2 separate regions of the Homo sapiens genome follow, and region 1 is linked to region 2. Evidence: read pairs that join two places in POLR2A ChIA-PET (ENCODE). Cell type or tissue: Caco-2. All regions are shown on one strand. Each heading gives the region's core, and the rest is flanking DNA. Links, peaks and the distances in the headings are about the cores only. Region 1 overlaps FCHSD2 (FCH and double SH3 domains 2). Region 2 overlaps FCHSD2 (FCH and double SH3 domains 2).

The links. Peaks named below come from ENCODE experiments on the same cell type or tissue, not always from the same donor. Only the 100,000 strongest peaks of a DNase experiment are listed, where the experiment ranks them.
Region 1: POLR2A ChIA-PET joins it to region 2 with 13 read pairs; 2 of 35 experiments call an interaction of 5 or more read pairs at or near these places.

The regions. Positions count from the first base shown.
Region 1 is chr11:72,993,541-73,006,597 of GRCh38, forward strand. It overlaps FCHSD2 (FCH and double SH3 domains 2), which reads right to left. Exons shown (of 20, transcript NM_014824.3): 5 at 7,450-7,594. Among named protein-coding and RNA genes, the nearest start is that of FCHSD2, 140 kb to the right of the region's middle. In Caco-2, for the core only: no CTCF peak of the experiment used is centred there; a DNase peak (open chromatin) is centred at 6,041.
Region 2 is chr11:73,067,067-73,080,123 of GRCh38, forward strand. All of the region lies in intron 3 of FCHSD2 (FCH and double SH3 domains 2), which reads right to left. Among named protein-coding and RNA genes, the nearest start is that of FCHSD2, 69 kb to the right of the region's middle. In Caco-2, for the core only: no CTCF peak of the experiment used is centred there; no DNase peak of the experiment used is centred there.

The DNA.
Region 1 (13,057 bases), core at 1,920-9,919, 75 kb before region 2:
AAATGTGGCACATATACACCATGGAATACTATGCAGCCATAAAAATGATGAGTTCATGTCCTTTGTAGGGACATGGATGAAGCTGGAAACCATCATTCTCAGCAGACTATCGCAAGGACAAAAAACCAAACACCGCATGTTCTCACTCATAGGTGGGAATTGAACAATGAGAACACATGGACACAGGAAGGGGAACATCACACACTGGGGCCTGTTGTGGGGTGAGGGGAGGGGGGAGGGATAGCATTTGGAGATATACCTAATGTTAAATGACGAGTTACTGGGTGCAGCACACCAACATGGCACTGTATACATATGTAACTAACCTGCACGTTGTGCACATGTACCCTAAAACTTAAAGTATAATAAAAATAAATAAATAAATAAATATCGGATAGAAAAGCCAGGCTTTGGGCTTCTGTGAGTACGGTGTATCCGGACATGTCCCTTACAGGGACACTGGAAGCTCTGTCTATAGAGTTGTTGTAAAAAATTTTAGTCTCCTTTAGGGGCTAAAGCTGGCTCTGCAAATGTGTCTCACTCCCTTGTCCTAGACCTGTCACTTGGAGGACCAAACAGAATAACTGGTCAGCTATGTGGACCGAGACATACAATAGTGGGAGAATTATTTCCATTAATGCTAGATGCTTCCCTACTGGCAAATTGTGTTTCCTGTACTCTGTCCTTCTCAGTAAACCTCTTGTCAGGTGTGGCCTATGAGAGCCAAGGGAGTCTGAATGCTTATTACTTCTAAAAAGACCCCTTGTGGGCACTGCACAGGTGCTATGTTTCGTACTTTACAGGTATTATCACATTTAGTCCTTGAAACGACTCTATGAAAAAGGTAGTAGTAGTAGTAGCAGCAGCAGCAGTAGTAGTAGTAGCAGTGATCCCATTAAGATGAGAAAATAGACTCAGATGTTAAATAATTTACTCTGAGTCACACGGCAAGGATGTGATGATACCATTTACTATGGAACCCATTAAAGTGTGTACCCTAGTTCTGTGATGACCATGTTTTAAGATATAGTGTAAACTCACGGTGAAACCCCGTCTCTACTAAAAATACAAAAAAATTAGCTGGGTGTGGTGGTGGGCGCCTGTAGTCCCAGCTACTCGGGAGGCTGAGGCAGGAGAATGGCTTGAACCCAGGAGGTAGAGCTTGCAGTGAGCCGAGATCATGCCACTGCACTCCAGCCTGGGTGACAGAGCGAGACTCCATCTCAAAAAACAAAACAAAAAAAAGATATAGTGCAAACTGTATCTTATAGATGTAGTTTATCTTAAAAGCTTTTAAAAAATTGACATATAATTCACATACAACAAAATTCACCTTTTTAAAGTATACAATTCAGTGGTGACAAGGTTGTTCAACCATTACTCTGCTTGAATTCCAAAACATTTTCCTACCCCAAAAAGAAACTCTGTATCCATTAGCTGTCACTCCCCATTTCTCCCCACTTCCAACAACAATTAATCTATTTTTGTCTCTATGGAGTTCCTTTTTGGGATATTTAGTACAAATGGAATCAAATAATATGTGGCCTTATGTTTCTCACTTCTTTCACTTATCAAAACATTTTTAGGGTTCATTCAAGTTGTAGCAGGTGTCAGTACTTCATTCCTTTTTATCGCCGAATAGTATTTTGTTACATATAAACTAAAAGTAAGCTTTTATCTTGCAGAACGAAAAGCTGTTTTCCCCCTAAATTGTAATAGTACTTATCAAATACAAAGTTTTTGTTTAATAAATGACAAGATGACAACCTGACACTCCCATAAAGAAGTGCTAAACATTCTAATAATGCTGTGTTTGCAGGTGTGAAGAGCTAAAAGCAGGCTCCATGGCTACAATTTTGATATTAAGAACCAAAAACTGGGCCAGGTGCGGTGGCTCACACCTGTAATCTTAGCACTTTGGGAGGCTGAGGCGGCCAGATATCTTGAGCCCTGGAGTTCGAGACCACCCTGGGCAACATGGTGAAACCTCATCTCTAAAAAAAAAGTACAAAAATCAGCCAGGTGTGGTGGCAAGCACCTGTAGTCCCAACTACTTGGGAGGCTGGGGTGGAAGGATCACTTGAGCCCAAGAGGTTGAGGCCACAGTGAGCCGTGTTCATGCCACTGCACTCTAGCAGGGGTGACAGAGCAGAGAAAAATTCTGTCTCAAAAAAAAAAAAAAAAGGAAGAAGTTAAAAGTATAGTCTCTGAGTATGACAGAGACACAATAATAAACTTGCTAATAACTTGAATATAAGAATACAAATAAAAGTAACCTGGGCCAACACATCGAAGTCCTACAAATGATTAGGTTCTCTAACCCAGTAATAATGCCCTAGAAATTTATCCTAAGAAAAAAATTTAAAAAGTTAATTTTTACTGTAGACTTAAGGGTAATGTCCAAACCCAGTTGTATAATTAAAGAAAGCAGAATGGAAAATTCACAAAATAATAAAAAATAATAAACATAAAGGTTATGTAGAAACATGAACAATTAATTAGGAAATTGGGAGAATGAGGATAAAAGGAGCAAGATAAAAGGAGTAAGAGAATTAAGTAGTCTACTATGGTGAAGGCATTTACATGTATTTTTCTATAAACCTGTTTCAATATTAAGCTTTGTTTTAAAAGCATTGTACAGGATTTGGAATTAGGAAGTAGTAGTATATTCAAGTTCCCACTCTGTTATTTACTACCTAAGTCTCTTTAACATTTTTAGCTTTAGTTTTATCATTTGTAAAATAATAATACTTAAATACTATCAGGGTTGTGTAAAAATCAAATGTGACTATAATGGATATGGCAGCAGTTTGCAAACTCTAAAGTGTTATACAAATGTGAACCACAATATTTCAAGGATGGTAAGTAAACTCTAGTATAAATGTGAAAGATACGGACAAAAGTATGGTTAAGTAAACATAAGAATGGCAAAAAGCCTTAAGTTATTGTAGCTCTCATTCTAATTTTTAAGCAAATGTCAGCATACAGAAAATAATTTTGAAAAATGTAATAATTCTCATAATCCTCATTATAAACTGGGGCTCTGCATAATTGTAATACAATTGTGTTTATCTTCCAAGCATTATAAAAGAAAATAGTCAAATTAGAGAAAATCTTTAAAAAAACATGAACTTTAAAATGTTGTAGAGGAAAAATTTTAAGTCAGATTGGTTCTGATCATGACAGAACAACTTGGATCAGACTACCTTTCTCTAGACTGGAAAGTGTAAAAGTTGAACAAAATACATTTTTAAAAAACTGCCAGCATTAAAGACCACCACCACACACTGGACTTAAAGGACTAAGACACCCAGGAAAAGAGGAATACACCAAGGTAAGTCTTAAATTCAACTTAATGTTTTTCCTTAGGGCATTTGTTGAATCATGGTATAAAGAAATAGGACAGAAACAGAAAGTGGCATTTTTACGAGACTGGGGAGACAGAGGTTGGAGTTTAGGGATGCCAAAAGAACAGGAACTTGAGAGGTAAGGGTCTAGAAAGAGGGGTACTGCAGAAAAGCAAGTCCAAAAATCTGTATGCAATTTCCCCTTGGGTTAACAGATGACTTCTAAAAAGCAGGTGTTGGGTAAAATGCCAAGAAATCCAGTAGAGAACTATAGCCGAGAGGCCAAAGAGTGAGCAGAGATCAGAGCATCAGAGCAGCTACACGATGTTGAGAAGACAAAGGTTAGAGTTCAAGTCTTGTCAAATTAGAAGGGTCTTGGTAAGCACCCTATATTTTCAGTTAAAACTCTAGGAGTAAGTGAAACAGAATAGCCCTAAAAAGCCTAAAACCAGAGATCCTAACAGAATCAAGGTGATCTAATAGCATTCTATCCACTTGCCAGAAGAAAGCTTAACCCTCTTTGGAAATAACATCTTCCCAGAGCCTCTACAGTTTTTATCCACAATGTCCAATATTGTGAGTCATAATCAAACAGAAGACCCAAATAACCAAAAATCAAGAAAAACCGCAGGCGGTTAAAAGAGACCTACAGTAATTCAGATAGTGAAATTATATAATAGAGATCAGTAGTAACATGTTTAAGAGGATAAAGGAAAAACATGGAGAACTGTACCAGAAATATGGAATGTAGTATTTAAAAGTCAAATAAAAATCCTGGAACTGAAAAGTACATTAAGATTCCAAAATATGAGGTTTTCTTTGTTTTGTTTTGAGAAAGGGTCTCCCTCTGTCATCCAGGCTGGAGTGCAGTGGCACGATCTCGACTTCCTGCAATCTCTACCTCCTGTGCTCAAGTGATCCTCCTGCCTCAACCTCCCAAGTAGCTGGGACTGCAGGCATGAACCACCACACCTGGCTAATTTTTACATTTTTTGTAGAGACGGGATTTCACCATGTTGGCCAGGCTGATCTTGGACTGAAATGATCTTTCCACCTTGGCCTCCCAAAGTGCTGAAATTACAGGTGTGAACTACCACTCCCGTCCCCAAAAGATGAGTTTTTAAAGCAGATTCAAAATAGTAGAACAGTATATTAATAAACTTGTTAAATATTCAGATTGAAGTACACAGAGAAAAAAGGGTGGAAAACAAAATGCTGAAAAAGTAGAAAAGACATGAACAGAGTCAAAAGGTCTAACAGCCAAAAAGTCATAAATGAGAGTTAAATGGAATTATCTTGCTAGAAGATTTTTATATTGTTCATGAGGTAGTAAAATACTAATTCAAGGTAGATTGTAGTAAGTTAATTTGGACCAGGCGAGGTGGCTCATGCCTGTAATCCCCGCACTTTTGGAGGCTGAGGCAGGCAGATCACTTGAGGTCAGGAGTTCAGGACCAGCCTGGCCAACATGGTGAAACCCTGTCTCTACTAAAAATACAATAAAATTAGCCAGGTGTGGTGGCACACGCCTGTAATCCCAGCCACTCAGGAGACTGGGGTGGGAGGATCACCTGAGCCCAAGAGGCAGAGGTTGCTGTGAGCGAGATCATGCCACTGCACTCCAGCCTGGGTGACAGAGCGAGACTCTGTCTCAAAAAAAAAAAGTTAATTTGGAACAAGGATTGGGGAATAGTAAGATTAATGATTCAAGGTAATGTAATAAGTTAGGGAGGGATATTATAATCTCTAAGGTAATTACTAAAAGAATATAGGATTTAAAAAGTAAGAAGCTAATAGTGGAGGAAAAAATTGATAATAAAAAATATTAGATTGCTTAATATCACCAACCATCAGTGAAATACAGATCAAAGCCACAATAAAATATTAATTACCTCACACCTGTTAGGTGGCTATTATTCTTTAAAAGGATAACAGATGTTGGCAAGGCTGTAGAGAAATTGGAGCCCTTGTGCACTGTTGGTGGGAATGCCAAATGATGCAGCTGCTATGCAAAACAATTCTGGTCATTTGGGAAAATGAAAAATCTGGGATTGCTACCTTTAAGATTTATAAATCTGGCACATTGGGGGTCACCATGTGGAGAGAGTTGTTAGTGAGTGAAGCCATTCAGAAAAGCAGAGCTAATGGATGGAAAGAAAGTCTGAATTCTAATACCATCATTTGAACCCCTAGATCCACCCATGCTTGAAGTCCTTCAATTTTCAGTTATACAAGCAGATACATTCCCTTCTTGGCTTAAAGCAGTTTGAAGGAGGTTTCTTTCATTTGCTATCTCAGAGTCCTGACAGGTATACCCAATATGTACTGAATATTTAACAATTGCTTAGATGTAACATAGATCATCAGCAATAATATAAAACAAGTTAATTCACAGACATGAGCATTTGTTGAATCTTACCAAAGATTCTTTTTTTTTTTTTTTTTTTTTTGAGATAGAGTCTCACTCTGTCACCCAGGCTGGAGGGCAGTGGCACGATCTCAGCTCACTGCAATCTCCACCTCCCGGGTTCAAGCAATTCTCCTGTCTCAGCCTCCCGAGTAGCTGGAACTACAGGTGCACGCCACCACACCTGGCTAATTTTTGTATTTTTAGTAGAGATGGGGTTTCACCATATTGGTCAGGCTGGTCTTGAATTCCTGACCTCAGGTGATCCACCCGGCTTGGCCATCCAAAGTGCTGGGATTACAGGCGTGAGCCACCACACCCGGCCTTATCAAACATTCTTTGCCCAGGAATGTCAGTTAAATTCAGGTCTGAGATTACTTCATCAATGGAAGAGAAAAGCACCAGAGGTAGTTAAACTCTCTAAATATTCTGATATTGAGTAAGGTGGCAGTAATTCAATTAGATCTGATGAATGCACTGGAAATTTGAAATGCAGTATTTCCTCCTGGTTGGGAAGTTATACTAGTATTAATTCTCTGCCCCTACCTTACACCCTCTTTCTGCACAATCAGACACACACACACACACACACAAACACACACACACACACACTTTCTTCCAACTCAAAATCACTGGCCAGTGATCACATAGGTTACTCACTATGTTTGTTTTGAAAGAGATATTTTTTGGCAAAGATAAAACACAGGCATTCTTATACAAATATGTTTAACTGACTAATATTAGGTGAGTGCTCTAAAGAAATTAACATTTTACATAAAGACACATATACATCTAACATATTGATTTCATGCTACTAGAATCATCTTTGGCAAACGGAAAATTGGGGGGTTTTTGGTGGGAAAGGTGTTTGTAAAAATGTTCTGAAAATCCTAATGACAATTAGAATCAAAACACTGGATGGCTTCTAAAATATTATTTCCCGAAATAATTACTTTAATATTTTCTTTCTTTTACTTTAATATTTTCTAAAGTATTAATACTTCCACAAGAAAATTTTAATTACTTATTAGGTATAATGATAATCTCAATTTTTGTAACTCTATTTCCAAAAGAACACAATTCAATCACCTATTTTCAACAGCCAACTTTTCTAAAAAGTCACATTAAGCAATGCCATTTTCCTATGAATTTTTTATTTCTGTGTAATAAAATATGTCCATTTGAAAACATTTACTCATGTGTAACCCATATAATTAAAGTTTAGAGTCCATCAGGTTTTTTAAAGTAAGTTTTTTATGTTTAGTCAAAATGTGTTAATTTCCTTTAAATTATTATACAAAATGGGTCAAGTTGAAAGTAAGACAAATTAATGTAAACTTTTTTCAAGAACTAGTGGGATTAATAACCTTGTAACTATTCTAATACACATCAAACTATACCGATATTGTGAAACTAAGTAGATCTATGTACTTGAATTATGCCGAAAAGCGGTATTACTAAAAAGTATTTACTGAGCTTTTTGAACGTCCATGGATTTGAATTACATTCATTTTTAGCAGTTAATAAAACATAGTACTTAATGAGAACATGTTGAAATCAGAAAATCCTAGTAAAATGTCAACCAGAAACATATGGGACCATATAGTTTTAAATAAAATTTAGCATAACCTTGCAGATTATAAATGTAGCACTGGGATATTAAAATGCATATAAGAACAGAAATAAAAACAATACCCTTTTTAGTTGCTGTTCTTTTAAGCTTCTCACTGTCCTTGCAGGCTCAGAAATGAAGTTTTTATAGTTTTCACATATATTCATCCGAGACTGGGCTACCTGCATTGTTCCCTCGAGAAAAGATTTCCAAACGGGATACATGCTCCTAAATTCAAAGAGGGATAGAAAAGCATTAGGCAGGGAACAGGAAGAAAAAGTTGGCTAACCTTTTGCTCACAGGGCAGCACTGACAGAATAAATGAATGTCTTCTTTAATGTATTTATAATGGCTTATAGGCAATATGTCAGCACACATAACAAGCAACATGGCATATACTCTATTCTTCTTATAGCTCAGCAATAGGGAGTTCTGATTCATTAGTTATTCTTAATAATGGAGTAAAGTGCTACAAGAATTACAAAGCTAACACTATAAAAATTAGTGAATATTTCAGACTCTCCAAGTCTTTTGCTGTCACAGGGCCATAATTATGAATATCAAGTTTTATTACTTCATTAAGTTATTTTCCTAATTTTAGTAATAAGGTAACTGAGGCCCAGAGAGATTTTAGAGTATCACTTTAGGTCATATAAGAAGAAGGTGGCACTACTGAGATACAAGACGAAGATTGGGTACCTGTATATATAGTACATTGTCTTTCAACGACATCATTTTACTCTTATATAAACTGACGCGGCTGGAAAAATATATCATGAACAACTGTTGATGTGCTTGCAAAGTCTATTTTGTCTGACAAAAGAAATCTATAATAGTGTGGCTCTACATCTGTCTCCCTGTTACAACAATGCTTAGCATCACACTGTGCTTTGGATTCATTCCAAGCAAGTGCCATCACCTTTGCTTGATAAATGTGCTCAGCAATCTCAGTCAAGTCAAAGAATTATTAATCCTTTGCTTTTTCTAGCCAACTTCCTCTTCAACCTTCTTTCCTACTTGCTAAATGCCTTAGTCAATTCTAGCATGCTCCTACACTATTTATAAACACAATCGATAATTTATAACAATGGCAATGCTTTATTTTTTAAAATGAGTCCTTAAAGTGAAATTCTGATAGATTATAATATTCATCTCCTGAGATTTCCCTTTTGTGGGAAATCCATATCGATTTTCAACCACAGCAACATGTGGGACTAAATGCTATACAGAATGCTCACTGTGGTCAACAGATGACAGTGTAGAAGCAAGAAAAAGAAAAATTGCCTGGGTCCCTATCTTAGTTAGAAGTAAAGGAAAAAACTTGATAAACTATGGTTTTCAACCATGGAGTCTTACAAATTTGTTCATGTAATATACCAGATGAATCGGTTTAGATGGAAATAGTCATTATTTAGGCAGAGGTGTATCACTATTCCTTTGGAAAGATTCAATGTGTTGCACCAGCAAAAACTGTCAGCATAAAAGCACTGATGAAGTTAAGAGCAGCAAAACGAATGCTCTCCATGGCCTCACTGCATGACAACCAATGGAACTTGCAATGTAAACTCACCACAGGCTCTCCCTCCTAAGCAGTCCCAACAATTGATTTTCTTGAAGAATGTACTGAGAGAAAAATTCAGTACTATGATTTGTAACTATTAATTTATACTTAAAATACATTTTAAAATAATAAAAAAAATGAAAAAGAACCATTATAAATTGTGATAGGAAGAAAGAGAGGAAGGGAGATACCCTTCATCCATGTTCTTCTCTCAGTGTAACACCCTCTTCTCTTTATCCCTTCTCCTAGTTAATAGCTGTTTGCCCTTCCAGTCTCAGTTTAAATGTAACTTCCTTTGGGAAGTCTTTCACCGTCACCACCAAGCCAACCCCCAAACTCAATCAAGTTATTCTTTGTTAGTTGTTCTTGGTTCCAGCACTTTTCTTTTAATTATAAATATTTTAATGTAATTGTTTATTAACATCTGTCCCTCTCACTATAGTGAAAGCTCCATGAAGGCAGGGGTGTATGTCTTGCTATTGCAAGGACCTAGCAAATAAAGAATGGTTACAATAATATATGTTGAAGGAGTAAATAAATGAATGGATGAATGTATTAACTATGAAGACTGTACAATAAAAAGACAAATCCTTTCATTAAAAAGATAGTTTAAAAAGAGACCTTTAGAGTTTAGCAGATTTATAGCAGGGAAACATATCCTGAACACTGATATACCATGAAAAGCACAGAATTCAGTCACCAGTCAGAAGACCTAAGTTCAAGTTCTAGTTTTAACAAAATAATCATAAGTAGCACACTTCACTATACTTTCATTTCCTCAACTGGCAAATGGAGAAATAACAAAAATACCTGCACCACTTACCTCACAGGGCTATTTTAAAAATTAAATGCAAATGATATGAAAATTCATGATACACAGATTCTTTTAAATGAATACATAGTAACAGCAGCAGAATTGTAACAAATAGAAGCACTTCTTGTTAACATAATAGTGGTACTCCCAATGGTAGTGGTGTTTTTCATTCCAATTAAGGAAAAATAATCATAGGTCATAGAGTGATTTTTTTTTTTTTTTTGAGACGGAGTCTTGCTCTGTCGCCCAGGCTGGAGTGCAGTGGCGGGATCTCGGCTCACTGCAAGCTCCACCTCCCGGGTTCACGCCATTCTCCTGCCTCAGCCTCCCAAGTAGCTGGGACTACAGGCGCCCGCCACTACGCCCGGCTAATTTTTTGTATTTTTAGTAGAGACGGGGTTTCACCGTTTTAGCCGGGATGGTCTCGATCTCCTGACCTCGTGATCCGCCCGCCTCGGCCTCCCAAAGTGCTGGGATTACAGGCGTAAAAATTTTATTTCACCAGGTTTCATATGAAGCAATTGTGAAGGATAAGAAAAGTATCAGCCAGCGTGGTGGCTCAAGCCTGTAATCCCAGCACTCTGGGAGGCCAAGGTGGGCAGACTGCCTGAGGTCAGGAGTTCGTGACCAGCCTGGCCAACACGGTGAAATCCCGTCTCTACTGAAAATACAAAAATTAGCCAGGCGTTGTGGCTGGCACCTGTAACCCCACCAGCTACTCAGGAGACTGAGGCAGGAGACTCGCTTGAACTGGAAGGCGGAGGTTGCAGTGAGCCGAGATAGTGCCACTGCACTCCGGCCTGGGCAAGAGAGTAAGACTCCAACTCCAAAAAAAAAAAAAAAAAAAAAAAAAAAGGATATCAAGCATATACGGTACTTTGCCATTCTACATATCACATGGTAAGTACTACGTTATGTATTTTACATTTATCATATCATTTAATCCTCATCGTAATTCTGTAAGATAGGTATTATTCCCATTTTACAGAGGAGAAAATTGAGGCTCAGAAGGTTGTGAAATTTTTCTAAGGCTACTCACCAGGAAATAGCACCTCCATGGTCATAACCTAGATTCTGCCATTACTAATAACTACTGCTTTGCTCCCATCCCAAGTTCAATCTTCTGATTTCTGACTAACACCTCCTGATTCTACTCAAACCCTTTAGAATTCTGACTCTAACAGTTACTCAGTCCTATAAGAACCCACAATCCATTTGGTCCTACCCCCTTTCCATTGTCTCTTGCCCCTCTCATAATCTCCCTTTTCAGTTCATTACCCAGCTTAGGTTTCATGGTCTATCCTTATAATCACTCCCTTATGTATGCCCTTTTTACCCTTGCCTCTTTCTCTTTCCACCTTTATAACCTACAAGCTCCTACCTTGGTTAAATCTAAAACTGTTTACATCACATCAAAGTATATGGCAGAATGTGGCTGGAGAAAAAGATAATTACGTTGCCTGGTAGCATTTTAAATTGATGTCAAATAAATGCTAGTAACCCCTTAGTGCTACCCAGCAAGGGTACTACATTTCCTTAATCCATTCTTCACCCACCCTTCTACACAATTATTTCCCAAGTTCTCTCTTCTCAAACCTCTAATACGACCACACTTTCAGCCAACAGTGGCACTATCAGAAGGCAATGTCCACATGTTCCCACCACATTTGCCAAACTCCTTGTCTCTGCACCCATACATTATGCCAATCCTCCTATTACTTGCACGAACTACCTGTGCTCTGAAGGCCAACTCCTCACATTTACACTATGTTACACAACCTCTCACTCAAGAATATCAATTCAAAAATCTACAATGTCAGTTTTTCCATCTCTACTGGAGCATTCTTATGAGCAAACATGCTATAATATCTCCATTTGAAAAATCTCCATCAAACCTCCATTTCTCACCAGCTGCCACCCTAATGTCTGCTCTCTTTTATAGAAAAACTCCTTGAAAGAATTGTCTAAAATTACTGTTTCTACTTTCTCTCATCTGGGTCTCTCAATTCTATCCAAATCAGACTTTAGTGTCTACCACTCTTCTGAAATTGCTTGCCAAAGTCATCAAAGATCTTCCTATGGCTAGTCCAAATAGTTCAAGTCTTGATTCTATTACTCGACCTATCAGCAACACTGACCTAGTTTATCCTTCTTGAAATGTTTTCTTCACTTGGCTTCCAGGACATCACTCTCCCTTGGTCTACTCCCACCTCACCAGCCATTCTTTAGTCTCCTTTGCCGGTTCCGCTTCATCTCACTGTCCCATAAATACTGGAGTGCCCTCAAGTCAGACCCCAGGCTTCTTCTCTTCTCTAACTACATTCACTCTGTTGAAAATTGTTTTTAAATTTTTATTTTATTTTTATTATTTCTTTTTTGAGATAAGGTCTTGCTCTGCCACTCAGGTGGTAGTGCAGTGGCACAGTCATAGCTGACTGTAGCCTCAAACGCCTGGGCTCAAGCAATCCTCCTACCTCAGCCTCCAAAGTGCTAGAATTTCAGGTGTGAGCCACTGCACCAGGCCTACATTCACTCTTTAGATGATCTCATTCTACAGATGGTTTTAAAGCCATCCGGTCTCATGGCTTTAAAGAGTATCAATATCCTGACTATTCCTAAACTTTTTTTTTTTTTTTTTTTTTAAAGAGGCAGGGTCTTGTTCTGTTGCTCAGGCTGGAGTGCATGGCATGATCACAGCTTACTACAGCCTCGAACCCCTGGACTCAAGTGGTCCTCCCGCCTCAGCCTCCCAAGTAACTGGGCCTACAGGCATGAGCCACTGCATGTGGCTATTTTTTTTTTTAAATAAAAATAGTATCTCACTTTGTTGCTTAATCTGCATCTTGAACTCCTGGCTTTGAGCCATCCTCCTGCCTTAGCCTCCTAAAGTTCTGGGATTACATACATGAACCACTACTCTCAGCCCAATTCCTGAATTTTTAATTCCTGCCCAGACACCTTCCCTAAACCCTAACTGCCTGTTCAACATATCCAACTTGGATATTTAGTAGGCACCTTTACACCTAACATGTACAAAACTAAATTCTTGATTTCCCTAAAATCTGTTCTGGCAATCTATCTATTCCATCTCACTGACAGCAACTCAAACCTTCTAGTAGTTGGCTCAAACCCAAAGCCCTGGAATCATCATTGATTCCTCATTTGTCTATCATATCTGCTCCATCAAGAAATCCTGTTTGCTAGACTTAAAAAATACCATGGAATTTAATTACTGCCAGTCTCCTCCACTGTGACTACCCCGCTTTGAGCCACCCTCACCTTATGCCTAGATTACTGCAACAGTCTCCTACCTGCC
Region 2 (13,057 bases), core at 3,465-11,464:
AAGACTTGGAACCAACCCAAATGTCTATCAATTATAGACTGGATAAAGAAAATGTGGCACATATACACCATGGAATACCATGCAGCCATAAAAAAGGATGAGTTCATGTCCTTTGCAGGGACATGGATGAAGCTGGAAACCATCATTCTCAGCAAACTATCACAACAGAAAACGAAACACTGCATGTTCTCACTCATAAGTGGGAGTTGAACAATGAGAACTCATGGACATAGGGAGGGGAATATCACACACCAGGGCCTGTTGGGGGTTGGGGGCTAGAGGGTGGATAACATTAGGAGAAATACCTAACATAGGTGACGGGTTGTTGGGTGCAACAAACCACCATGGCACATTACACCTATGTAACAAAACTGCGCGTTCTGCACATGTATCCCAGAACTTAAAGTATAATAAAAAAAAAAGAAAGAAAGAAAATAGATATGCTCTTAAATTGAATAAAAAACAATTTGAACTTCCCCTCTGGTTCAGTGGTAGGTCTGCCATATCCCCAATATCATCATGTTCAAGATCCCTGAAGCATTTATAAGACCTGGTTCTACATTAAAGACTTAGGAGCTGAAAAGGAACAAGTGCAAAATCATCAGACAGAGAAGGATAAGCACAGAGAAAATGAGCGGAATGAAAAAAAACAAAAACCCCTACCTCTCAAAATGAGGCTTTAAACCAATATTCCAGCAATTGAAATACAAAATCATTTCACATGAAATCATTGAGAACAGTCTTACAAGGACCTTTATGAGGTACCTGCATTAGTCCATTTTCACACTGCTGATAAAGACATACTCAAGACTGGGTAATTTATAAAGAAAAAGAGGATTAATGGACTGATAGTTCCATGTGGCTTGGGAGGCCTCACAATCATGGCAGAAGGCTAAAGCCATGTCTTACATGGTGACAGACACGAGAGAATAAGAACCAAGTGAAAGGGGTTTCCCCTTATAAAACCATCAGATCTCGTGAGACTTATTCACTACCACGAGAACAGTATGGAAGAAACTGCCCCCATGATTCAGTTAACTCCCACCAGGTCCCTCGCACAACACATGGGAATTATGGGAACTACAATTCAAGATGAGATTTGGGTGGGGGCACAGGCAAACCATATCAGTACCCCAAATAAATGAAGAAATAATTTCTTCTTTAAAAATATGCCATTATGTGCATGTTCTCGCTTGTGAGTGGGAGCTGATCAATGAGAACACATGGTGGGGGAACAACACACACTGAACACCTGTGCGGTGGGTGGTGGAGGGAGGGTGGGGTAGGGTGGGGTTGGGGGGGCGGAGAGAGAGCATCAGGAAGAATAACTAATGGATGCTGAGCTTAATACCTGGATGATCTGTACAGTAAACCACCATGGCACACAAAATTTACCTATGTAACAAACCTGCACATCTTGCATATATACTCCTGAAGTTAAAAAAAAGTTGAGAAAAAAAAAGTTATTATGAAAACACAAGGTGAACTAAAATTAGATTCCTTTATATATTTTTGGTTTAAAGTTTTATCAGTTTTTATACAGTTAACAAAATTAACAATTGGAACACACATTTGGTACAGATGAAGTTAATTATACATAAAACTCTTTATAAAGACTTCAGGCCAGGTGCACTGGCTCATGTCTGTAATCCCAACACTTTGGGAGGCCGAGGCAAGAGGACTGCTTGAGCCCAGGAGTTCAAAACCAGCCTGGGCAACATAGTGAGACCTCATCTCTACAAAAAGTAAAAAAAAAAAAAAAAAAAGAAAAAGAAAAAAAAATTAAAAAAACAAAAAAATCAGCCAGGTGTGGTGGCATGTGCCTGTAGTCCCAGCTACTTGGGAGGCTGAGGTAGGAGGATGGCTTAAGTAAAGAAGGTCGAGGCTGCAGTGAGTCATGACTTCGCCACTGCACTCTAGCCTGATGACAGAGCAAAACCATCTCCAAAAAACAAAAAAAAAGGCCAGGAATGGTGGCTCATGCCTGTAATCCCAGAACTTTAGGAAGCCAAGGTGGGCTAATCACCTGAGGTCAGGAGTTTGAGACCAGTCTGGCCAAAATGGTGAAACCCCATCTCTACTAAAAGTACAAAAATTAGCCAGGCGTGGTGGCATGCACCTGTAGTCCCAGCCACTCGGGAGGCTGAGGCAGGAAAATCACTTGAACCATGGAGGCAGAGGTTGCTGTGAGCAGAGATCACACCACTGCACTCCAGCCTGGGTGACAGAGCAAAACTCTGTCTCAAAAAAAAAAAAAAAAAAAAAAGACTACAAAATAACTATCCAAAGAGAAATTTAAAAATCATTTCTAATTTTAAAAGAATAAGAAATTACAAAAACACACAGAACTGAAAAAAAACTGGTATAAGAACATATATACATACATACATATATACACACATCTCTAAAAAGAACCAAAAATCCTAGAAAGAATATGATCACTAACAAAGCAATGGATAAGATAAAACCCTCAAATAGACACAGTTAAATAGACAATTGGTGAGTTGGAAGTTCAAACTGGTTAATTCATCCAGAACATAGCACAAAGAGCAAAGAATTAAAAATATGTGAAAAAACCAAGAGACATGGAAAATAGATTAAGAGGATCCAAGATACAACAATTAAAACTTTAAAAAGAGATAGATACAAATAATGTTGAAGAAGCAATATTTACAGAAATGACTAAATTCTTTCCAGAATTGAAGAAAAGCAAGAGACCCAGGTTAACAAATAACAAATGACTCTGGGTACCAGCAAGGCAAATAAAACATCTAGATTCATAAATGATACATTGGTCTCATTCCACAAAGAATCTAAATCACTTATCAGATTATATATAAAACAATAACTAAATATGTAAAAAAACAGAGTCACAGAAAATTACATGAAGTAATAGATCAAGACCAGGTAGAAAGTTAGAATGCACATACATGGGCTTGAATTTTCAACTGAATTTCCAGGTGGCGAAAGTAAAAAGGGAAACTTATCAGTCACAAGAACTTCTGGCAAAAGTAAAAAAGGAAACTTATCAGTAACAAGAATTTCATTGTCCCAAGAAGAAAATATAGGGTAAACAAAGATGTTCCTAGCCTTCATATAATGGTCTATTAATGACATGGAAAGCAATCTCCAGAACAATATCCCTATAAGTGTAGTCTATTTCATAAGGCTATTTCTAACAAGCCTCTTATATGGCATAGGCCCTGTCTGCTCCTCAGCTTCATCTCATACCACTCTGTTTTACTGATAACATTCCAGCACTAAACAGCCTATATATCCCAACCTTCTCTTGACATCCCTAGAACCTAGCATCACGCCAGTCGTAAAGTAGATACTTGATAAATGTCAGGGTTTTTTATTTTTATTTTTATTTTTGAGATACAGTCTCGTTCTGTCGCCCAGGCTGGAGTGCAGTGGCACGACCTTGGCTCACTGCAACCTCCACCTCCCGGGTTCAAGCGATTCTCCTGCCTCAGCCTCCTGAGTAGCTGGTATTACAGGCGCCTGCCACCATGTCTGGCTAATTTTTTTGTATTTTTAGTAGAGATGGGGTTTCACCATGCTGGCCAGGCTGGTCTCGAACTCCTGGCCTCAAGTGATCTGCCCACCTTGGCCTCCCAAAGTGCTGGTATTACAGGCGTGAGCCACCATACCCGGCCTAAATGTCAAATTAAAAAAAAAAAAGAAATTGAACAAGTTATTAAGTGAATGGTGACCTTAGAGCGTCACCATTCACTTAATAACTAACCAACACCTCAGTGGTTAGTTAAGTGAGGTTTAAGCATACCTCAGTAAAAGCAGTCTGCTGGAAGTGAAATAATGTGGTCTGAAAACTAAGAATTTAGTTTGATTCAGAAGTAAAACCTAGAACAATTAAAGCAGAAGTTGCAAACTGGCATCCTTCAGATGGGAAGGGCCTTTACACATGTTTTATTTGTCCAATTCCACAAGCAATTGGAAACATTAAACAAAATCTTTTAAGGAGAAAAATGTTTTCCATAAATGCCTCCTACAATATTACTAAAAGATGGTCTACCAATTATTTTACAAGAACACTTTTGGAAGACACAGTCTCTTCCATTCTGGAGCTGCTCTAACTAGCTAATACCTTCTGTCATCCTGATCTCTCTACTCCCTCTTCCTAGTTTTGCACTTCAGAGTTACAAAAACTAGTCAAATTCAATTCACGTGCATACACATGAAATCTATAATGGAGGCTGTTGAAAATAATGCAGCTTCTTTGACCATTTTCCCAAAAAGCATGATTTCCAACCCCACCACCAACTTTGGTCATCTTTTGGATGCACCTCAGACTGCCAATGTCTCTCTTAAAATGTGTCCAGGACTGGGCGCAGTGGCTCACGCCTGTAATCCCAGCACCTTGAGAGGTCGAGGCGGGCAGATCACGAGGTCAGGAGATTGAGACCATCCTGGCCAACATGGTGAAACCCTGTTTCTACTAAAAATACAAAAAAAAAAAAAAAATTAGCTGGGCATGGTGGTGTGTGCCCGTAGTCCCAACTACTCGGGGGGCTGAGGCAGGAGAATCGCTTGAACCTGAGAGGCAGAGGCTGCAGTGAGCCGAGATCATGTCACTGCACTCCAGCCTGGCGACAGAATGAGACTCCATCTCAACAAAAAGACAAAAAAAAGTGTCCAGTAGTAGATTATTTGAAGGGAGGGAAATGGACAGAGTGAAACACAGGTTTCTTGTCTTGGTGTCCACAATTATAAAATGGGAATAACAGTAACTACTGTATCCCTCAAAGGTTATAGGGAAAACATAAATGAGTTAATCTATGTAAAGTGCTTAGAACAGTGCCTGACACATGATCTTAATATATGTTCTTTAACCCAAAATACAGAGAAAGAGTCCACAGCATAAACTGATATAGAGAGGTTAAGACAGAGGTGCCTATAAAAAATCTTATTTTTTGATCAGCGGTCAGGGCAGGGGACTCAAACTCAACCAGTGGGACCAGGTAAACAACAAATGAGTGAAGACATACGCAGACCACTATGTCCTGTATAAAAGGAGCCAAAATAAAAACGGGCATGTTCACACACAAAAGGTTCAAAATCACAGATCTAGTATGAATTCTCCCCTCTCTCCACTCTGTTTTATCCTGGCCTAACCACTAAATTAATTAATAGAAACAGAAGGTTTGGGGAGGAAAATAATGGGGATCAGCATCAACAATGATTTCCTCTCAACACCTTTACGAGATGTGCTACCGAATAGCCATGAAAAAGTGAAACTTACTAGCAAATCTATGTCCCCAAGAGTACTAACATTTAATTATAGCCACCATTTCTTTAATGAAGTTTAAAAACTTAATTAAATTTTTAATGAAGTTTTTTAAAACTTCCTTTAATGAAGTTTTTAAAAACTTAAAAATCAAACTGTACCAACTATTTCAGGAGAGGACTCCATCTGCTCTTCCTTCTATATGAATTTCTAAACACTGTTATAAGATAAGGAAAAATGAAATAAAAATAAACAGTAAGATTTTAAAAAGTAATTTACAAAACAGGACACAGAAAATAATACTCAATTTTGCCCTGGTGGACGTCCTATTGTGATAGTTATCCTGTCTCCTTATTTGTTCTATAGGACAAGATTGGCAGAAAGAAAAGCTCCAAATATATTCACCATTAATCTCTAATAGCATTAGACAGAAAAGTAACCACACACCGCTAAATTAAGCTACATTTTTAAGTTTCTATGCAGATGAAATTCACCAAAAAAGAACCCCCACCACATGCACATAACACTAACTTCTTGTATAGTATGCCCAAGTCTTCATAATTTTATTTCTTAAAAGAGTAAAAATAGCAAAAAATTTTAGGTGCAACAGTATAAATACCACAGGGTATTTGCCAACATGTCTGTGTTTACTCTGTGTTTGTCTTTAAGCAAGGAGCCGCCCTTAAAGTCCACAATGTTTTCCTGCTCCTTCTCTCCAGCCACAGTAACCTTCTGTATCCTTCCTTCACTAGCAGCATTCTGCCAAAGACTACAGGAAGTACTTTAATACACAGCACTTGCCTGTAGCAATTTCAGTTTGAGTACTGCAAATGATTTTACCAACACCTCAGTGGTTAGCTAATTGCAGTCAGAAGCTAGACTTGATTGTTCCCTAATATTTAATGTTGCTCAGTTATTCTTACATGACTTCTGTTTTCACAGATACATTTGTCATTTGTAGAAACAGATATGCAATACATCTGTTACTTCTGGAGAATTACAAAGTGAACTTCACAAACCATACTTAAAAATAAAACATTAATACTCTTGTAGGAAACTGAAACTACCAAGCAACTTGAAAAAGTTCACTGCTTGAATTCCTCCAATTATATAAGCAAGGTTTTGCAATATTATTTTCTTTCTTTCTTCTAACATCGCCCTAAAGAGGTAATACAAGTTTACTTTGCATGTGCTTGAGATAAAATTTTCCAAATTGCTGTCATACGATCAATCCCACTTGAATTAATTTCCTTCACAATATTTTTCTTTTAGGATGGCTCACCTGTATGCTCTGTAAACCTCACAAACGCTCAATCTTTTTAGTCAATCAATCCTTTGCACAGAGGATAACAATATACATTCCTCGTAATAATTCTATAAAATTATTCTTTTTCTATAAAAGTCATTCTTTTCCAGTTGGCCATAATGCCATATAAGTGGCTTTGAAGAGAAAGAAGTTAATATATTTAACTGGAAGACCACATAAAATCAAATAATAAAAACTGTACATGTGCAAGGATTTTTTTTTCTTTTTTGAGCATTGCTGTAATCACAGTACCTAGAAGACTTGTTAAGATATCAGTTCCCCCTAAATTGACTTAAAGATTCAAACCAAGTCCAATCAAAATATCAGGCAGCATATGGGAGAAATTAACAAACTGATTCTAAAATTTATAAGAAAATATAAAGGGCAATAATAGTATAAGATCTTAAACGAACAGATATCAAGATTTATTGTTATAAAGACAAAGTACTTAAAACAGTGTGATATCGGGAAAAAAATATTTCAAAGATAGGTCAGTTGACTAGAATAAAAAGTCCAGAAACAGACTTACATACACAGTTAACTAATGTGCCACAAAATATCACTTCAATACAGTGCTGGAGTGCAGTCAGGGGGAATAAACTTTTCAATCCATATAGAAAAATAAACTTTTCTATATGGATTTTCAGTTGAGGAAGCACAAAATATGCTTGCAAGACTACATAATATCATAGAATAAAACTCTGTATGTGCAAGGACTTATGTGTGCAAGTATAAAATATGTGCAAGCATATGTGCAAGCATAAAATATGCTTCAACTGAATATCCACATAGAAAATGAAATCCTCACCCCAATACAATATCACATACGAAAATTTACTTCAGAAAGACCATAGAACTAAATGTGAAATATTAAACAATAAAAATTCCAGAACATTGCATAACACACCTCAAGGTGGACTTTAGGATAGCAATATACCCTTAAGTAGGACATAAAGAGAGCACTGAATATAAAAGAAAAAAAATATATTTCCTTAAAATTAAAAACTTGTTTTCATCAAAAGAAACCATTAACAGATAAAAAGCTATCAAACAAAACATTTCCACATGAGATTACAGAGATATCTGTAATACATACATCTGACAAAGGAGTCAAATTTGGAACGTATAAAGAGATAGTAAAACTGGCCAGGCACAGTGGCTCATGCCTGTAATCCCAGCACTTTGGGAGGCTGAGGTAGGAGGATCACTTGAGCTCAGGAGTTCGAGGCTGTAGTGAACTAGGATCACGCCACTGCACTCCAGCCTAGGCGACAGAGTGAGACCCTGTCCCAAGGATGGACGGACAGACAGTGGGGAGGGAGGGAGGCAGGGAAAGAAAGACCATAAATCAATAAGAGAAAAGCCAACAAGAGACTTTAACAGGCACTTAATAACACAAAATATTTAGATGCCCAATCAAGATATGAAAAGTTCCTCTAATTCATTAATCATCAGGAAAGTGCAAATCAAACCCACAATTCTTTACCATCATATATTCACCAGAAAGGCTAAAATGAAAACCACAGACAAAACCAAGTATAGGTGAGGATTTAAAGCAATAACAACTCTCATTCACTGCTCACAGGATTGTAAATTGCAATAATCACCTGAGAAAACCATTTCATGATATTTCCTAAAGCTGAACAACACATAACCTATGACACAACAATTCCATTCCTTAGGTAAATACCCAATAGAACACATTCATATAGTCACCAAAAGATACATATAAGAATGTTCACAGTGGCACCATTCATAATGATTGATTATAGCCACTACAATTGTTATTATCAGAAACAACAGACAATGACAGGTATTTGCTAGGACATTACTAGAACTAGAACCTTCATGCATTGCAAAACGAGAATGCAAACACAATGCAAAGCAGAAATGCAAAATGATACAGTCAATTTGGAAAACAGTTTGATCATTTGTTAAAAAGTTAAACATGGTGGGAGGCCAAGGAGGACGGATCACTTGAGGTCAGGAGTTCGAGACCAGCCTGACCAACATAGCAAAACCCATCTCTACTAAAAATACAAAAATTAGCTGGGAGTGGTGGTGCGTGCCTGTAATCCCAGCTACTCAGGAGACTGACGCATGAGAATTTCTTGAACCCAGGGGGCAGAGTTTGCAGTGAGCCAAGATCATACCACTGACAAGACTGTCTCAAAAGAAAAAAAAAAATCAACAAAGAAAAAATCATTAAACACGGGGGCCAGGCATGGTGGCTCACGCCTGTAATCCCATCACAATGGGAGGCCAACGCAGTCGGATCGCTTGAGTCCAGGAGTTCGAGACCAGCCTGGGCAACGTGGCAAAACCTCATCTCTACTAAAAACACAAAAATTAGCCAGGCATGGTGGTGCACACCTGTAGTCCCAGCTACTTGGGAGTCTGACATAGGAGAATCACCTGAGCCCCCGGGAGGTCGAGGCTGCAGTGAGCCATGATCATACCACTTTATTCCAGCCTGGGCAACAGAGTGAGAACCCATCTCAAAAACAAACAAAAAAATGTTAAACATAAAATCACCAAATGATGTGAAAATTCTACTCTTAGTACATACCCAAGAAATATGAAAACATGTCTAAATAAAGACTAATATGGTTATTAGGCAGCATTATACCTAATAACCAAATTTGAAACATGGGAAAATGGGAAGCAATCTAATGTTCACCAGTTGGTGAATGGATAAACAAAATGTTATATATCTGTGCCAAGAAACACTACTCACCAATAAAAAGGAATAAATTAATGATGCATAGTAAAACATGTAAGAACCTCAAAAATATCTGCTAAGCGAAAGAAGACAGACAAGAAAGGAGACATACCATATGATTACATTTGTATGATACGTCCAGAAGAGGCAATTTTAGAGAGACATAAAGCTGATGGTTACTTTGGGCTCAGGATAAAAGTAGAGACTGACTTCAAACAGCCACAGGAGATGAACTGGAATAATGGCAATGTTCTAAAACTGAATTGTGCTGATTATGGCATAACTTTGTATGTTTGCTAAAAATCATTTAATTACATACTTAAGATTGATGAATCATTAATGGTATGTAAATTAAAAGTATACATAAAAGTATTTTTTAAAGTAACCAGCAAGGGATAGCAGGTGGGAAGCTATAAATGAACAAATTTTGTAATGTATTGATACTACTAGAAGCTGGGTGATAGCTAATAAGAGTTTGTTATGCTAGGCCCGGCGCAGTGCCTCACGCCTGTAATCCCAACACTTTGGGAGGCCAAGATGGGTGGATCACGAGGTCAGGAGATCGAGACCAACCTGGCTAACATGGTGAAACCCCGTCTCTACTAAAAATACAAAAAATTAGCCAGGCATGGTGGCGGGCACCTGTAGTCCCAGCTACTCAGGAGGCTGAGGCAGGAGAATGGCATGAACCCGGGAGGCGGAGCTTACAGTGAGACAAGATTATGCCATTGCACTCCAGCCTGAGACTCTGTCTCAAAAAAAAAAAAAAAAGAAAAAGAAAAAAAAGAAAAAAAAAAGTTTGTTACGCTCATTCGTTCTACTTTCACATATGTTTGAAAACTTTAATAATAATGTTTCTTTAAAAATTAAGAAACCAAACAACCCAATTTAAAAAAAAATCAATAAAATATTTGAACAAACACCTCACCACAGAATATATACAGATGGCAAATAAACACATGAAAATGATGCTTAGCATCATTAGATATTAGGTAAATACAAATTAAAACCACAATAAATACTACTACACATCTATCACAATATCAAAAATTAAGAAGACTATATCTAGTGTTGAGGAAGACATGTAGCACCTAGAACTCACATACACAGCTGGTGGGAACAATCTCCTTGGAATACAGTTTGGCAGTTATTTAAAAAGTTAAAAATGATTCAGCCATTCCATTCCACTTACCCAAGAGGAATGAAACCACTTATCCATACACAAATGTTTATAGCAACTTTATTTATAATACTCAAAAAACAGAAATAACTCACATGTCCATCAACAGGAAAATGGATAAACTGTGGTATATCCATACAATGGAATACTACACAGCAATAAAAAGAAATGAAATACTGATGCACACAACAACATAAACTACAAAATAGTTAATGCTAAATGAAGAAGCCAGCTGGGAGAGAGGGATTATAAGGACACACAGGAAAACTCTGGGGGCTTACAGATGTGTTCATTATCTTGCTTGTGATGCTAGTTTCACAGGTACATACTCATGCCAAAATTTATCAAATTATAAATTGTGTGGCTTATTGTGTATCAACTACATAACAATAAAGCTATTTTTTTAAGTCAGTATAGTAGATTCCTTGAGTAAGAGTGAGGGCAGTAATGGCAGGGAACAAGAGGAATTTCTGGGATGCTGTTAATGTGTTTCTTTACCTGGGTGCTAGTTATATGGATGTGTTTGCCTTGAAAATTCCTGAAGCTACATAATTATGACTTGTACTCTTCTCTGTACGTATATGTCAATTTTTCTAAAGCTTATTAAAAAGAAAATGAGATACTACTATATACTCACCAAAATGTCAGTCTTTTTAATTTTAGAGAATACTAAACTTTAGCAAAGATATGAAGCACCTGGAACTCTCATACATTGCTGGTGAGAATGTCAACTGGTACAGTCACTTTGGAAAACTGGCTGTATCTACTAAAGTAGAACATACCACATGCCCGATGCCCTAGCAGTTCTACCCCCAGACATATACCAAAGAAAGATATGTTCATATGTCCACTTAAAGACACGTATAAAACCTTTGTTTAGAAGCCCTAGTCAAAAGTCATACAAAACAAGAATAGGAATTTTCTCTATCAGTATAAATTGTGATATATTCATTCAGTGGACACAATAAAGAATGAACTACTACTACATGCAACAACATGCATGAAGCTTAAAAGCTGAATACTGAATGAAAGAAATCAGACACAGAAGGGTACATATTCTATGATGCCATTTAAGTTCAAAAATTAGAAATCCAAAAATAACAACTATTCTGATAAAAAAAAAAAAAGTACTGGTTGCCATTGAAAGGTATGAATATTAACTGCTTCTGGGGCCCTGATAATGTTCTTGGGGGATAGGGGATTGTTCTTTTTTAGAGACAAGGTCTCACTCTGTCACCAAGTCTGAAGCACAGTGGTGCGATCACAGCTCACTGCAGCCTTGAAATCCTGGACTCACGTGATTCTCCTGCTTCAGTCTCCAAGTAGTTACGACTAGAGGCATGCGTCACCTCGCCTGGCTAATTTTTTTTTATTTTTTATAGAGATGGGGCCTCATTATGTTGTCAGGCCGGTCTGAAACTCCTGATCTAAAGTGATCAATATGATCTGGCCTCACCAAGTGTTGGGATTACAGGCGTGCGCTACCGCACCTGGCCTGCTGGTAATGTTCTATACCTTAATCTGGATAATAGTTTACATGAGTGTGTTCACAAAAATTTATCAAACAGTGTACTAAGGACTTGTCCATCTTACTATAAATAGGCTATATTTCAACTTTTTAAAATGTATTCCCCAAAATTTCAAGTCTACACTAAGCCAAAAGAGTTAAGAGAAATAATTTTTTTTTTTTTTTTGAGACAGTCTTGCTCTGTTGCCCAGGCTGGAGTGTGGTGGCCTGATCTTGGCTCCCTGAAACCTCTGCCTTCTGGTTTCAAGTGATTCTCCTGCCTCAGCCTCCTGAGTAGCTGGGATTACAGGTACCCGCCACGACGCCTGGCTAATTTTTTTTGTATTTTTAGTAGAGACGGGGTTTCACCATGTTGGTCAGGCTGGTCTCGAACTCCTGATGTCGTGATCCGCCCGCTTCAGCCTCCCAAAGTGCTGGGATTACAGGCATGAGCCACTTTGCCTGGCCTAGAAGTAAATAATTTAAATAATGCAACTGTCCTCTCTGACCACATCCTGTCCCCATACAGGAAATGCAAATAAGCCTGAAATAATCAATGCATACTGGCAAAATCTATAGAAAGAATATGCTAATTATTTCAGAGGTTTCTCTACTATTGACAAGAAGTAAAAACAATGTTTACACAATCAAAAAGAGAGGATAGAAATATCTTTGTCTATATACTCAGAAAATAAGTTGAAAATTAATTGGGAGAACATTAAAGAGTAAGAAGAACTCAGAAGGATCATCTAAAGGGCAAATGTGATAAGTAACAGAAACAGGCAGTAAACTGGCTCTCTATAAATGGGCTCGATTTTCCCAAGCAGAGACACACTGGAGTATTTTAATTTCTGCATATGATTACTTTATAAAAATTTTAAAAATGCATTATTAGATACGTTACATAGTTTACATACATTATTATATAGGATTGTATAAACAAAACTAGTTATAATCTATTTGAGAGACATTTAAAGAAATTTTTCAGCCAGGCGCGGTAGCTCATGCCTCTAATCCCCAGTGCTTTGAGAGGCTGAGACAGGAGAATTACTTGAACCCAGGAGTTCGAGACCAGCCTGGGCAACATAGTAAGA